2 separate regions of the Homo sapiens genome follow, and region 2 is linked to region 1. Evidence: chromatin contacts called from ENCODE Hi-C or POLR2A ChIA-PET data. All regions are on one chromosome and are shown on one strand. Each heading gives the region's core, a stretch centred on a gene start or an enhancer-like site at or near the end of the contact. The rest is flanking DNA. Distances are from core to core; before and after follow the strand shown. Region 1 overlaps RORA (RAR related orphan receptor A). Region 2 overlaps RORA (RAR related orphan receptor A).

Evidence for each region. Hi-C counts contacts between places; a loop is a spot of excess contacts on that map. ChIA-PET counts read pairs that join two places held with the same protein, here RNA polymerase II (POLR2A). Pooled maps may share reads with other maps.
Region 2: a loop to region 1 is called in a map of endothelial cell of umbilical vein, with 6 times the contacts of the local background. The contact joins two enhancer-like sites. A Hi-C loop is called at or near these places in 4 of 168 maps with a recorded cell type or tissue (Right ventricle myocardium inferior, endothelial cell of umbilical vein, esophagus muscularis mucosa and 1 more) and 1 of 50 pooled maps. POLR2A ChIA-PET finds 5 or more read pairs at or near these places in 4 of 52 experiments (BJ, OCI-LY7, Panc1 and 1 more).

The regions. Positions count from the first base shown.
Region 1 is chr15:61,028,935-61,035,283 of GRCh38, forward strand. All of the region lies in intron 1 of RORA (RAR related orphan receptor A), which reads right to left. It overlaps LOC107984805 (a long non-coding RNA gene), which reads right to left. Exons shown (of 3, transcript XR_007064660.1): 2 at 5,905-6,349. Among named protein-coding and RNA genes, the nearest start is that of RORA, 200 kb to the right of the region's middle. Within about 2 kb of position 4,122, at least 3 of the 41 ENCODE cell types and tissues checked have a DNase peak (open chromatin) inside an H3K27ac peak, as active enhancers do.
Region 2 is chr15:60,992,901-60,999,249 of GRCh38, forward strand. All of the region lies in intron 1 of RORA (RAR related orphan receptor A), which reads right to left. Among named protein-coding and RNA genes, the nearest start is that of RORA-AS4, 230 kb to the left of the region's middle. Within about 2 kb of position 2,358, at least 2 of the 41 ENCODE cell types and tissues checked have a DNase peak (open chromatin) inside an H3K27ac peak, as active enhancers do.

The DNA of each region.
Region 1 (6,349 bases), core at 2,872-5,371:
GTGGTGGTGGCTGAAGAGTGACTGCTAGTGGGTATGATGGGGAGTGAGTGCTAGAGGATACAGGTTTCTTTTTGGGGTGATGAATATATTCTGAAATAAGATAGTACTGATGGTCTGAAGTAAGATAGTGGTGATGGTTGCACACCTCTGTGAATATATTAAAAACACTGAATTATACACTCTAGATGGGTGAATTGTGAGGTCTGTGAATTAAAAAAAAAAACATCTAAACACCAACCCGAACCAGATGGTCTGTGAATTATATCCCAATAAATCTATGTGAAAATACTGCAAGCCTAGGGAAATGACAAGCTGAGGAGCAAAGCTCCTGTGTGTGGTTGGAGGACACATGACGAGCACCATTGGAAAGACAGAAAAAAAAGGCCAGGGAGGATCAGGCCTGAGATGAGACTGAGGAGGGAAGCAGGAGCAAATCCACACAGGGCCCTGCCAGCCATGTTGATGTTCTGTTTATCCTAAATGCAATGGGTGGCACTGGAGGGCTTTAAGCAGGAAAGAGGTGGAGGGAAGAGGAAAGGACACAATGGAATTTACATTGTGAAAAGATCATTCTGGCTAAAGTAAGGAGTACAGACGGGAGGGAGTTGGAAAGCTTATGTGTAGGCCAGTTGAGAGGCTGCAAAAGTCCAAGGCAAAGGTGGAGGTAGCATGGATGGGCCGAAGTGAAGAGATTAGAAAGATGTGTAAGATGTTAAATCAACAGGACAGGGTGACAGACTGGATCTGAGGGTAAAGAAGGGGAAAGAATTCTTGTTTTCATGTTTTATAACAAGATGGATAGTGGTGGCACCCATGGGAGACAGGACACTGTAAGAGGCCCAAGATGTCAGAGGGAGACAATGAGTCTGGTTTTAGACATGGAGATCAAAGCCTTTGGTATCCAAAAAGGGCCACGAGGAAGACAGTGGGTGCAATGATTCCAGAGCTCACTGGAGAGGCCTGGGCTTGAGATGGGGATCTGTGGCTCACCTAAAGAGAGACAAGTGGAGGCATAAGTACGCATGATCCTGCCCCAGTGAGATGACAGGAAGGCTTGAGACTGAGCTCTGAGGAGCCCTGACACTTCATAGCCTGAAACTGCATAATTGGAATCTCATCATAAGACAAACCCAAAGTGATGGTCATTCCATGAAGTAACTGACCTAGAGTCATCATCTGTGTCAAGGTTATGGAAGTCAAGGAAACGCTAAGGAAGTGTTCACATTAAAGGAAACTAAAGAGACCTGACAACTAGATGTAATAGGTGATTCTGAACTAGTACCTTTGGCTATAAAGGACCTGATTGAGACAATGGGTGAAACTTGAACGGGGTCAAAGGATTTGAAGGTTATAATGTATCAGTGCTAATTTGCTGATATTGATGGTTGTATTATGTATATGCAGGAGAATATCCTTGTATACAGGGATTACACACTAAAGTATTCCAGGTATTGGGGCATGAGGTTGGCAACTTATTCTCAGATGATTGAGAAGAAAATTAAGTTTATCTGTACTAGTCTTGTTACTTTTCTGTAAGCCAGTGGGCATGACCCATGTGAGAGGTAGAGTGGGTTTTAGAAGAGAAGGAATAATCCATGGTGCACAGGTCCTGAGAAGGAAGAGTTGAAGCACAGGAAGTTTGAGAAGAAATTTAAAACAGTTGTCATGTTGTGTGAGAAAATGAGTCAATCAGAGAATTAGAAGATTGCCAAGCATATTTGGGGCCCATAACAGGATGGTGATTATGAACAAAACAATGCCGTGACTTTTAAGCACATTCGAGAACTGAAAAAAATGTAGCATCTAAAACAGATTTTTAAGGTTGCGTGTATATCCAACTTACTAAGCAAGTTTATTTCTAATAAAAGATAAGCTATACTTTATAGTATCTCTTCCCCATTAATTTTGAGAAAAACGCAAATGATTGTGAAGGATATTAGAAAAATATAGTTTAAAACTCACAAAACTATGAAAGTCAGTTTATGTATATGTATATGTGTGTATAAAAAATATGCATATGCACACATACACATGTATATTTCATTTTAATTAAAAAACCCAGGTTATTTAAAATATCATTATTCAAGTACTTCAAGACCAAAACAGTTGACATCAGTAACTGTTTAACTGAACTAAACTGAATTTATTTACAAATTGTCACTCTCTTGACAAGATTTGAGCAGTAGAAAGGGGTAAGAGAAACAACGGCATAAAAATATCAAATCCAAAAGTATTATTAGCTAGCTGAAACTCAATTATGATATAAAGAAAAATTCCTTTTGAATACCAAATTTTGTGAAACAATGGGATACTTATGAAAGTGTAATTTATATTTATTTTCTTTTCAGATCTCTAGGTGAAGGATGCCTTTATTTCACACGTCTTCATCTGGGATCTATAATGCTCAAAAGAGATTATGCCTCCAGTTTATTTATTTGCATTATTTCTTTTCTATTATATACCAAGTGGTAACACTCTTGGTCTGGTTTTCCTGAGATGCATATTTGAACCAGGACTTGACTTAGCTCAGCAAGCAACTAACTTCCTGGGATATTGTTGCTGAAGTTTTGTACTATGTGGTTGTGTGTATGTTCTAGACATACATGTATGAAGTAGTTAAAGTTCTTCTTGGCAAATTGGTGGTTGGGGGAGGATAAGGGTTACAACTATATCTACTGACTTTTAGAGGTATGCCAGATGTACTGTTCAGTGGAAAAAAATATGCATGGTATGATGCTATTTCCACACCAAAAAGAGAGGAACTCCCTATAAATGTGTATCCATGCATATGTACATCTGTATTAGCAAAGAGAAAGACGTGGAAGGATAAATCTGCTATTACTTGTTCCACGACGATGGGCAAATGGAGAGGATGACAGAAGAACCACAGGAATGGTTAGAGACTCTTCTTATGCAAAAGACTATATATAGAAGTTCATGTGTACTATGTAAAACTGTTCATAATTTTGTTTTCATTATCACTTACTTCTCTTCTGAAGAGTTGGAAGATATATGTTCCTCCTACCTAATCTGCCAAGGATGGTCATTTTATCGCTGATTACCTGATAGGGTTTGTCTCAAAATAGTGTCTTTTTGTGTCACAAGGGAAGTACACTGTGAAAGGGACTTATTGCACGTAAGCATGTATGTCAAATTCAGCACATGCTCTACCCATGAAGAACACTTCAGTTAATTGACTGGCTAGCAAAATTACATGCAGAGTACTTGAAATTACGTAGGATTCCAAAGAAAACCCTTCCAAGTAGCTTACATCACATTTTACCAGTTGTGGTTACCATTTGTACAGATCCCTTAGAAAGCTATAAAATGTGACCCAAATGTAATTTAAAGCCAGAAGTGTTGAACTGAAGAAGAATGGTATATCTCCCCCAATACACAAATCAAGTAGAATCCTGCAAATAGTGCCCTTCTGGGCATGAGACTGAGTCATATGAAATTTGGCTAAACTCACAACCTTGAAAGTGAATTAGAGAAGAGAAAAAATTAAAAGTTGGTTTTCAAACTATAAGCCACTAAGAGGTAAAAATCAAGAACTTCTATATTTGATCAACGGAGTAGACCAAAATTGCCCACTTCACCTTTTCACATGACAATCATATGGAGTGTAATCACACACCCAGGTTGGACCAAGGGTGGATATTAGAAACATTTTACATTCACAACTAAAGTCATTTTGAAAACAATGAAAAGAGGCCAAAGTTAAGTCTAACAAATGCTTAAGAGTTTTCTAACACAGCCCAGACATCTACCTATTCCTGCCCTGGCTTCAGCAAGAATTATCTTCATACAAGATCATAAACTAGGAAACTAGTTTTCATTTATGGGTCAAAGAGCAGTACAGGGGATCCTTCTGCATAAGGCCACAGCAGCAATTTGGAACAATAATAAAATAAGGAATCCTTTCTTATTACCTATGTCTATATAAATATTACATGCGTATACATTTATATTATGATAATAGCTATAATTTATTGACTGCCTACTATGTGTCAGGCACTTTGCCAGGTGCTTTAAATACTTTATGATACTTACTCCTCAAACAACTCTGCGAGGTAGGCATTGCCTTTCCTGTTTTACAGAGCGGGGAACAGATTCAGATCTGCAATTTGCTCCAAGTCACCCAGCTGTTCAAACCAAAGGCTATCAGATTATAAAAGTCCACGCTCTCTTGGCTATACCCCAAGGAGTTTGTGCATGTTGATCACTGAGCTTGGAACAAATTTAGGCTCCAGTCTATGGCTACAAAACAAACAGGAGAGGCAAAGCGGGTCTTCCATGAGGCAAGAGCTGCCTCAGGCAATCAGGGGAGAGTGCTGCTGAGTTTTCCTTTAGTCCAAATGTTCCCTCTGTTCTCAGATTGTTCAGAGAGGACTAATTCTCCCCAACAATGCTTCCAGTTCAGTCCTCACTTGCAAGCAAAACTCAAGAGCCCCAAATTTATAGCTTTATTCTGAAAAAAAAAACAAAAACCAGTTTTGCTCTCAGTGGGACCCTTCAAATTTGTTAAGACCTCCTGCCATTTTCTTTCTCCAAATCCATCACCAACCAAGTGAGAGACAGAGGGTGATTCATTCTTTATCTCCAAATTGACCTAGATAGTAGCTCCATATAAATAAGACACTCAAGCCTACAGATTTTATTAACTTAATAGTGGTTCTTATTCAAGTATTATTTACTTGCTATGGTGTCCAATTTGGTCGCCACCAACCCACATGGCTTTTGCACATATGAAATGTGGCCAGTCTGAATTGAGATGTGCTGTAAAGTGCATACATACACCAGATTTTCCAGATTTAGTATGAAAACAGGGATGTAAAATATCTTATCAACAAGCCAGGCATGGTGGTGCATGCCTATAGTCCCGACTACTTGGGAGATTGAGGTGGGAAGATTCCTTGAGCCCAGAACTTTGAGACCAGCTGGGCAACATAGTGAGACCATGTCTCAAAAAAAAAAATCTTATTAACTATTATTTTATATTGGTTACATGTTGAAACCAAAATATTTTGGATATGTTACGTTAAATAAGCTGCATTATCAAACTTAATTTCACCTATTTATTTTTATTCATTTTAAGGTAGTTACTAGGAAATTTAAAATTACATATGCCACTTCCATTATAGTTCAATTGGACAGTCCTGGTCTAGAATGAAGGCTTGCCAAAGCTATTTAAAGACTGTTAAAGTTCTGTATCATACACAGGCTCTTTTTGTTTCAGTTTAATCCTAGAAGGAAGAAATGTGTTGAAATTGCAGCTATATAAAATCCTTGATGGACTGAAACTAAGGGGGAAAAAGAGGAAGCAGGTGGGTTTGAAAGAAGGAAAAAAGGAGTATCTAGCATTTTCTTTTAAAAATGTCATTCTTGATTTATTTGGTGGCACAAAGTGATTTTCTTACGTTTCTCAGACTGCTTGAGTCAGTCTATATAGAGGCTATTCCTGGATCTTAGTTGAAAGCTGTTGCCTTTCTAATTGTTTAACTGATCACTTCTGAACGACAATTACAGTTCATTGTTATTCCCTGTTAAAAAACCATTGACATCCATCCAAAAGTTATAGCTTACAGGTCAGGGAATATTTATGTGATATTTATAGTCTGTGAAGAAAACCCTGGGGAACTGCCAGTAGGGAGGATTATTTACCAATTTCTTTTTCTTCAAGTTTGAATTTATTTGAGATTTATATCCAAAAGACATTTTGTAATCCTGTGTAACTCTGATGTGTGACTATAATTGTGCATGTTGGTCAAGTTCAAGGAAAAAAAAAATCTTTTTTCTTTTTAATAGTGGGGGCTGGGAACCCTGGTTGATTCCACTAAAAACATCACAGACCAAAAAAAAAAAAAAAAAAAAAAATCCACTCAAGGAAGTAGTGTTACATACTTGAAGAATTTTCTGAAGTTAGCCAAGAAAAATAAGCTACGATCAAGGAGGAAAAGCTGGAGTTTCAGTTTTCTGGAGATTGTACTTCCTGGTAACATAAAAACAAAAGTTAAATTCAGAAAAATTCAACTATGAAGTTAGCATCACATAAAAAACAATGGAAAATATTTAACTATGCGCATATGTTTGTACACAAACAGAAATAGATATAAACAGACCTTAATTAGCATTGTAGACTTTAATTATCTTTGTACAGTAATTGGGAATGGTTTTGTTCTGATTTATTCCATAATGCTTACTGTGTTCTGTTAACAACTCATTTTTTTCCCCTTCCAGCCCATAATAGAAGGCTTTTACTGCATACTTTATTACATCTGCTTCTCATTTAATGACCATTGTTCTGGTCTGTCAGAGCGAGTGGCTATACAACTTCCCAAATCTGCAA
Region 2 (6,349 bases), core at 1,108-3,607, 38 kb before region 1:
CATACCAAAAAACTTCAAGTGCTTCAGCATGAAACTACTGATCCATAAATTGCAGAGGTCCCACCACCCACCCCCTCTCCCAAAGTGCTGGACTATTTTGAAATGGAAAGCATGAGCTTCTGATCAAGCTCTTCTGCCATACTTACTTGTCCTTGGCATTGGTTACTTAACAGTGTAGGTAATAGCTGTCTATTTACAATATTCTTATTATGTTAAGCTCAGCTCTTTCTTGGATAGTGGTAACATTTCCAAGTTGAAAAAGTACCCTGCAGGTCTCTGAGAAATGGCTAAATCTGTGCATTCTTCTAGCATGTGTCATGTCCCAAGTATTCTTCCTCAGGCACTTCACATATGGGATCTCACTGACCTTCATAACATTATTGTGGGGAAGGTATTACTGTCCCCCTTTTATAGACTGGCTAAGAAACTTACAAAGCAAGTTAACGACCTGGGATCGGCTGGGCACAGCGGCTCACTCCTGTAATCCCAGCACTTTGAGAGGCCAAGGTCGGTGGATTACCTGAGGTCAGGAGTTCAAGACCAGCCTGGCCAACATGGTGAAACCCCATCTCTACTAAGAATACAAAAATTAGCCAGGCATGCATGGTGGCAGATGCCTGTAATCCTGGCTACTCTGGAGGCTGAGGCAGGAGAATTGCTTGAACCCAGGGGGCGGAGGTTGCAGTGAGCTAAGATCACGCCACTGCACTCCAACCTGGGTGACAGAGCAAGACTCTCCATCTCAAAAAAAAAAAAAAAAAAAAAAGACCTGGGATCTACCTTAAATGTTGTAGATACATTGTTATGATCAGTACCGCATTTAATTCTCATTCAACCAGTCCAACTCCTTTTTCTAAGGAACCTAACTGCAATCTTTTAAACCATCAGCAAAATCATTTGGTATTCTTAGACACCCACAAACAGTGCTACTAGTAGCTTGGATAAAGACAATTTAGGGGGTGGATCCCTGTACACCAAAGGTAAATTGATAAAACATTTTCCCTATAATATTTACCTAGATACATAATTTTCAAAGGAAAATAAAATATAATCTCTATCTAAAAATTCTAAGACCTATAAAAGGGGCAAAAAACATGTGTTACCCTCATCTGGTATAAATGCACTAAGTAACTTGGTAAAACTTTGGGTTCATCATGAAATGAGTCTGGGCATATTAAAAATTCAATGTTTTGTCCAAGTTTGAACTGGACAAACAGGTTTATCTCTGAAAGCTACCTCAGATAAACAGAGGTCACTAAGAGTGGTTATCTAAGCTGTGTGGCATTTATTTATTTTTGCATTACAGATTTCAAAACAAAGAGAACAGAAGTGAATGGCACTAATCCTGATGGGAAAAGCCCTCATAATTTCTTCTTTATATTCCAAAAACTTCAGTGATTACACTTAGAGGCTTCCAAGGCGAATCTCCTCAAATGTAGTAGCTGTAACTGTAAATATTCTGCTACCGATTTTCTTTAAAAGAAACTGAATGTAACGTAACCAATTGTTTGTGTAAATAACCAGACCTACATCTCCATTCTCAAGCCTATTCAAAACCCCTCCCTTCTCCTTTGACTACCATTTCATGAGCCCCAGGAAAAAGGGGTCTAGGCCCATTAGCCTGGCTTCCTGTTGCCATCTCTGCCTTTCCCTGCTTCTTTGGGTACCAGATCTTTCTGTCCTTGTAGGAGGATTTGAGAAGGAGAAATCCTGTCCTCCTGCCCTGAAGCCTACATGATTATAGCCCAGGAATAGCGGAATGCAAAAACTGTGACCAGAAATCAAGTGGTCCAAGAGCGGGGAACAGGATGGTGAGAGGGCACTGTAGGTGAGATTGAAACCAGAATGAAGACAACTCAACATACGTCTTCTTTCAGGTCCTTCCATGCCCTAGCCCATTGTAACCACAGGCCTGAATGAACTCACAGGCCTCCTTGAGAAAGCCAACTTTACCAACCTTTTGAAGACCCTTCGTTTTAACAAGTGTGGATATTCTATTGGGGCATTGGGGTGTCAAGGGCCAGAAACTTTAAAAGGGAAAGAAAGAGAAGAAAATCAGGAAGTGGTATAACAAAGGCCTAATTACAAGGGAGGAGTGTCTCTCTACAGACAGGTCACTGGAAGGATGCCAATGGCTCTCGCCGCATAAAGGAAAAGATTGTTATAAAAAGATTTTTAAAAAAAGAAGAAGAAGAAGAAAGAGGCATGGCAGTGGAGACTGGGAGGGTGGGGCAGAGAATAGGGAAATGAATAAGAATAATGACTTAAAAGCTTTCTTTTTTTTTCTGGTTCTCTTCTTTCCTTTCCGCAGATGCTCAGCTGAGCCAGTGCAGCTGGCTCCCTGACAAATGTGGAAAAATCAGCCAATTTGAGCTGGTTGTTAGCACTCCGGGTACAGAGGCTCAGATAAATGAGGGCCTGCCTCAGGTGTGGCAGCTGAGCTTCCCGAGTGTTCTCAAATGATTCTCGGCCAGCGCGAGGCCTCCTGGCCTTCAGGGCCTCATGGGTGCTCCCTTCTATTTCCTGGCTCCACATTCTGATAGGCGTGACCTTGGAAGAAGCATCTTCCTCCATTTGTTCCTCCTCCCCTCCCCTTCCTCCCCCTGACCAGGTCTCCTTCCTTCAAACTGGTGGGGCTTCCTCCCGCTCACTTAGTAAAAAGCCTATAGCACAAGGTCTCTTGTCCCCAGACGTTTGAGCACAGATCTGATAGCCCAACTCAAGACCCCCTCAAAAATGCCTGATGTGTATTCCTTTTCAAATCACTGCATTGGTCCACAGAGTCTCGTGATATGCTGGCAGAATACCCTGGGGTTTCCCTACAAGACAGTGAAGGCTTCTTTGTAAGTGTTCACTAACACCAAATAGTACGCCCCACATATTTATGTCCTCATTGTTATGTCCACCACAGAGTATGAATATGAAAAAAGAACGCACATCTGACCATTCTGTTCAAGAAAAGCAGTCAATATTTTGAGTCAAGTTCAAGGGGAAAATCGTTTTCTTGCAGGTAGCTGTGAAAGTTCCTTGCTTATCAAATTGTCCCCTTTCCAGTGATTCTTGTTTATGCATTGATAAATAAAAAGAACAAAAATGAGGAACTAAGATATTTAGGAGCTTATGTGAGGAAAGTTTCTAGAGGGATGGAAATGATCTAGATCTTGTTTTTTGTTTTTTTTTTTTTTTTTGAGATGGAGTCTCACTCTGTTGCCCAGGCTGCAGTACAGTGGTGAGATCTCAGCTCACTGCAACCTCTGCCTCCCAGGTTCAAGTGATTCTCCAGCCTCAGACTCCCAAGCAGCTGGGATTACAGGCATGTGGCACCATGCCCAGCTAATTTTTGTATTTTTAGTAGGGACGGGGTTTGCACCATGTTGGCCAGGCTGGAATCGAACTCCTGACCTCAAGTGTTCTGCCTGCCTCGGCCTCCCAAAGTGCTAGGATTACAGGCATGAGCCACCACGCCCAGCCCTACATCTTGTTTTAATTGGTGGTTACATGGGTATATACGATTGTCAAAACTCACTGAACTGAACACAAGATCTGTATACTTTGTTGTATCTCCATTATATCTGATTCAAAATTAAAGAATTTTAGGTCTTTTGTTTCAGTAACACATTGAGGTCTACACCAGTACAATGAAGTGGCAGCTACAGTAAAAATGCACAGGGAATACATACATTGTGTCATATCATCAGTTACCCTTTAAATACAATATAATATCTTCAGGCCGGGCACGATGGCTCACACCTGTAATCCCAGCACTTTAGGAGGCTGAGGTGGGTGGATCACGAGGTCAGGAGATCGAGACCATCCTGGCTAACATGGTGAAACCCCGTCTCTACTAAAAATACAAAAAATTAGCCGGGAGTGGTGGCAGGCGCCTGTAGTCGCAGCTACTCGGGAGGCTGAAGCAGGAGAATGGTGTGAACCCAGGAGGCGGAGCTTGCAGTGAGTGGAGATCACGCCACTGCACTCCAGCCTGGGAGACAGGGAGACTACGTCTTAAAAAAAAAAAAAGAGTATCTTCAAAAGAACCTAACGTAATTTTTACACCATCCTCAAATACATTTTAGGAGCCTATAAAGTCCACAGTGGGTCAAAAATTTTTTTATGGAAGAAGAGATGATATTGGGGTTTGTGTGTGTGTGTGTGTGTGTGTGTGTTTGATTACTGCTATTCTTATAAACTGAAAACAAAATATGTTAGGTGCTTGAATTGGTTGTTCTCAGACGTTTTGATGTGGGAAGTACTAGCTGGGAGCTTGGAGGGGAGGGTCAACATAATTGGTTTGTTTGAATTATACTGATTTGCAGATTAAGTAAGAATGTTTGTGTGATTTAGGAAGAGAATGATAGCACTTCAGAGGTGAAAAGGTATCGGATTTATAGGGTCTATTCTCTCATTAAATCAATATAAAAATAGAGGCTCAGAGAAGGAAAACAATTTGTCTACGAACATACAGCTGTCTCGTGCCAAACATGAATCTTCCGAGAGTCAAGTCTGTTCTCCTTCCAGTTTTGCATTAGTTTTATTTTACATGACATTCTCTACAATATTTTAAAGAAAAGATATATTTATATGTCATTAACTTTCTAGAAAGTAATATTTTTATTAATATTAAAAACATCTTCAAAAATTGTTTTTCCCCTGAGAATGGCTGCTTCTCAAATAGTGTGTTTTAAAAAATTAAGATAGTCTACTGATATACTCAAATACTCACATTTATCTTCTTAGAAAGCACCCATGTATATCTTCCACATGATAGTTATGGCTTAAAAAAAATTCAAATTTATGTTGCTGCTGTCCCATCTACCCATCTCTACAATAGAAGATTCTAAAAAGTGATTTTGTCACCAGAAACCCACATTTTCTCCCATCTGGACCTTGAAGTTTCCTTTAACTTTGCTTTAGTGATTGGGCAAGTCATCTTTCTTTCTGTGGCTTTAAGAATTGCCCATGATAAAGTAAAAGAGCCATAACCTCAAGGAAACCATTTATTAGGCTTAATCAAAACATAATACTCTTGTTTATGTCTTCAACACATTGTTTATGGAGAGAGTGAGCCACAATGCACAGACACTATCACGATGCTCCGGTGAAGATGGGTGATTTAATGCCCAAGAGCACAACTGAATCCACTCTAGAGACCAATAGGTGTGGCTCAACCATAGCTTCAAAATTTCAGAGGAAGTTCAGAAACCCCATATGGGTTTGCTTTGCTTTTTCTATTCCTTTTAACCAAAGCTGCCTTCATCATGTATAATCTTTCTTTTTTTCTGAGACAGGTTCTTGCTATGCCACCCAGGCTGGAGTACAGTGGCCCGATCACAGCTCACTGTAGCCTCAAACTCCTGGACTCAGGTGATCCTCCCACCTTAGCCCCCTGAGTAGCTGCGACTACAGGCATGTAATACCACACCTGGCTGACTTTTTTAAAAAAAGCATTATAGAGATGGTGTCTCACCATGTTGCCCAGGCTTCACCATGTATATTTCTTTCTTTTTTTTTTTTTGAGACAGAGTCTGGCTCCTTTGCCCAGGCTGGAGTGCAGTGGTGTGATCTCAGCTCACTGCAACTTCTGCATCCCAGGTTCAAGCAATTCTCCTGCCTCAGCCTCCCAAGTAGCTGGGATTACAGTCACATGCCACCACGCCCAGATAATTTTTTTGTATTTTAGCAGAGACAGGGTTTCACCATGTTAGCTAGGCCGGTCTCGAACTCCTGACCTCAGGTGATCTGCCGGCCTCAGTCTCCCAAAGTGCTGGGATTACAGGCGTGAGCCACCGCACCCACCCCACCATGTATATTTCTGACAGCCTCTTCACAAGGCTGATAACTATGTGATATTCTTGACAGGTCCCCAGTGTCTCTCTCAGCTTGGCCAGGGCCCACCCACCTACCCCTCTGTAGAATCTCGAAACAACACCTCAGCATCCTGGGAGACTGGCATGATAATATTCGTTTTTCAGAGCAAGAACCAAACTGACAAGGAACAGCCATAGGAGGCTCAGATCAGGGCTATCTCCGCTCAGTGACAGGGAGGTCTGTCTCTTTGGGAGAGGTTGAAGACAGCTAAACTGGAGTGGTTGCCAGGGGGAGAGGGGGATCCAGAACACAATAAACAACCACACTGGATTCTGCTACAGTCACAGCATCCCAGAGCTAGAAGAGAGCCTGAAAATCATCAAGCATGGTGGTTATCAAGCAGTTGTTGCTGATGTGTTCAAGCAGTGGAATTCTTTTTGAAATTAAATCTTCTGTGGACCCCTGGCATAGAAAACAATTAAAATTGAGGAAGAGGTTGCTGAGCAGTGAAAACATCCTCATCGTTTGATAGAAAGATTCC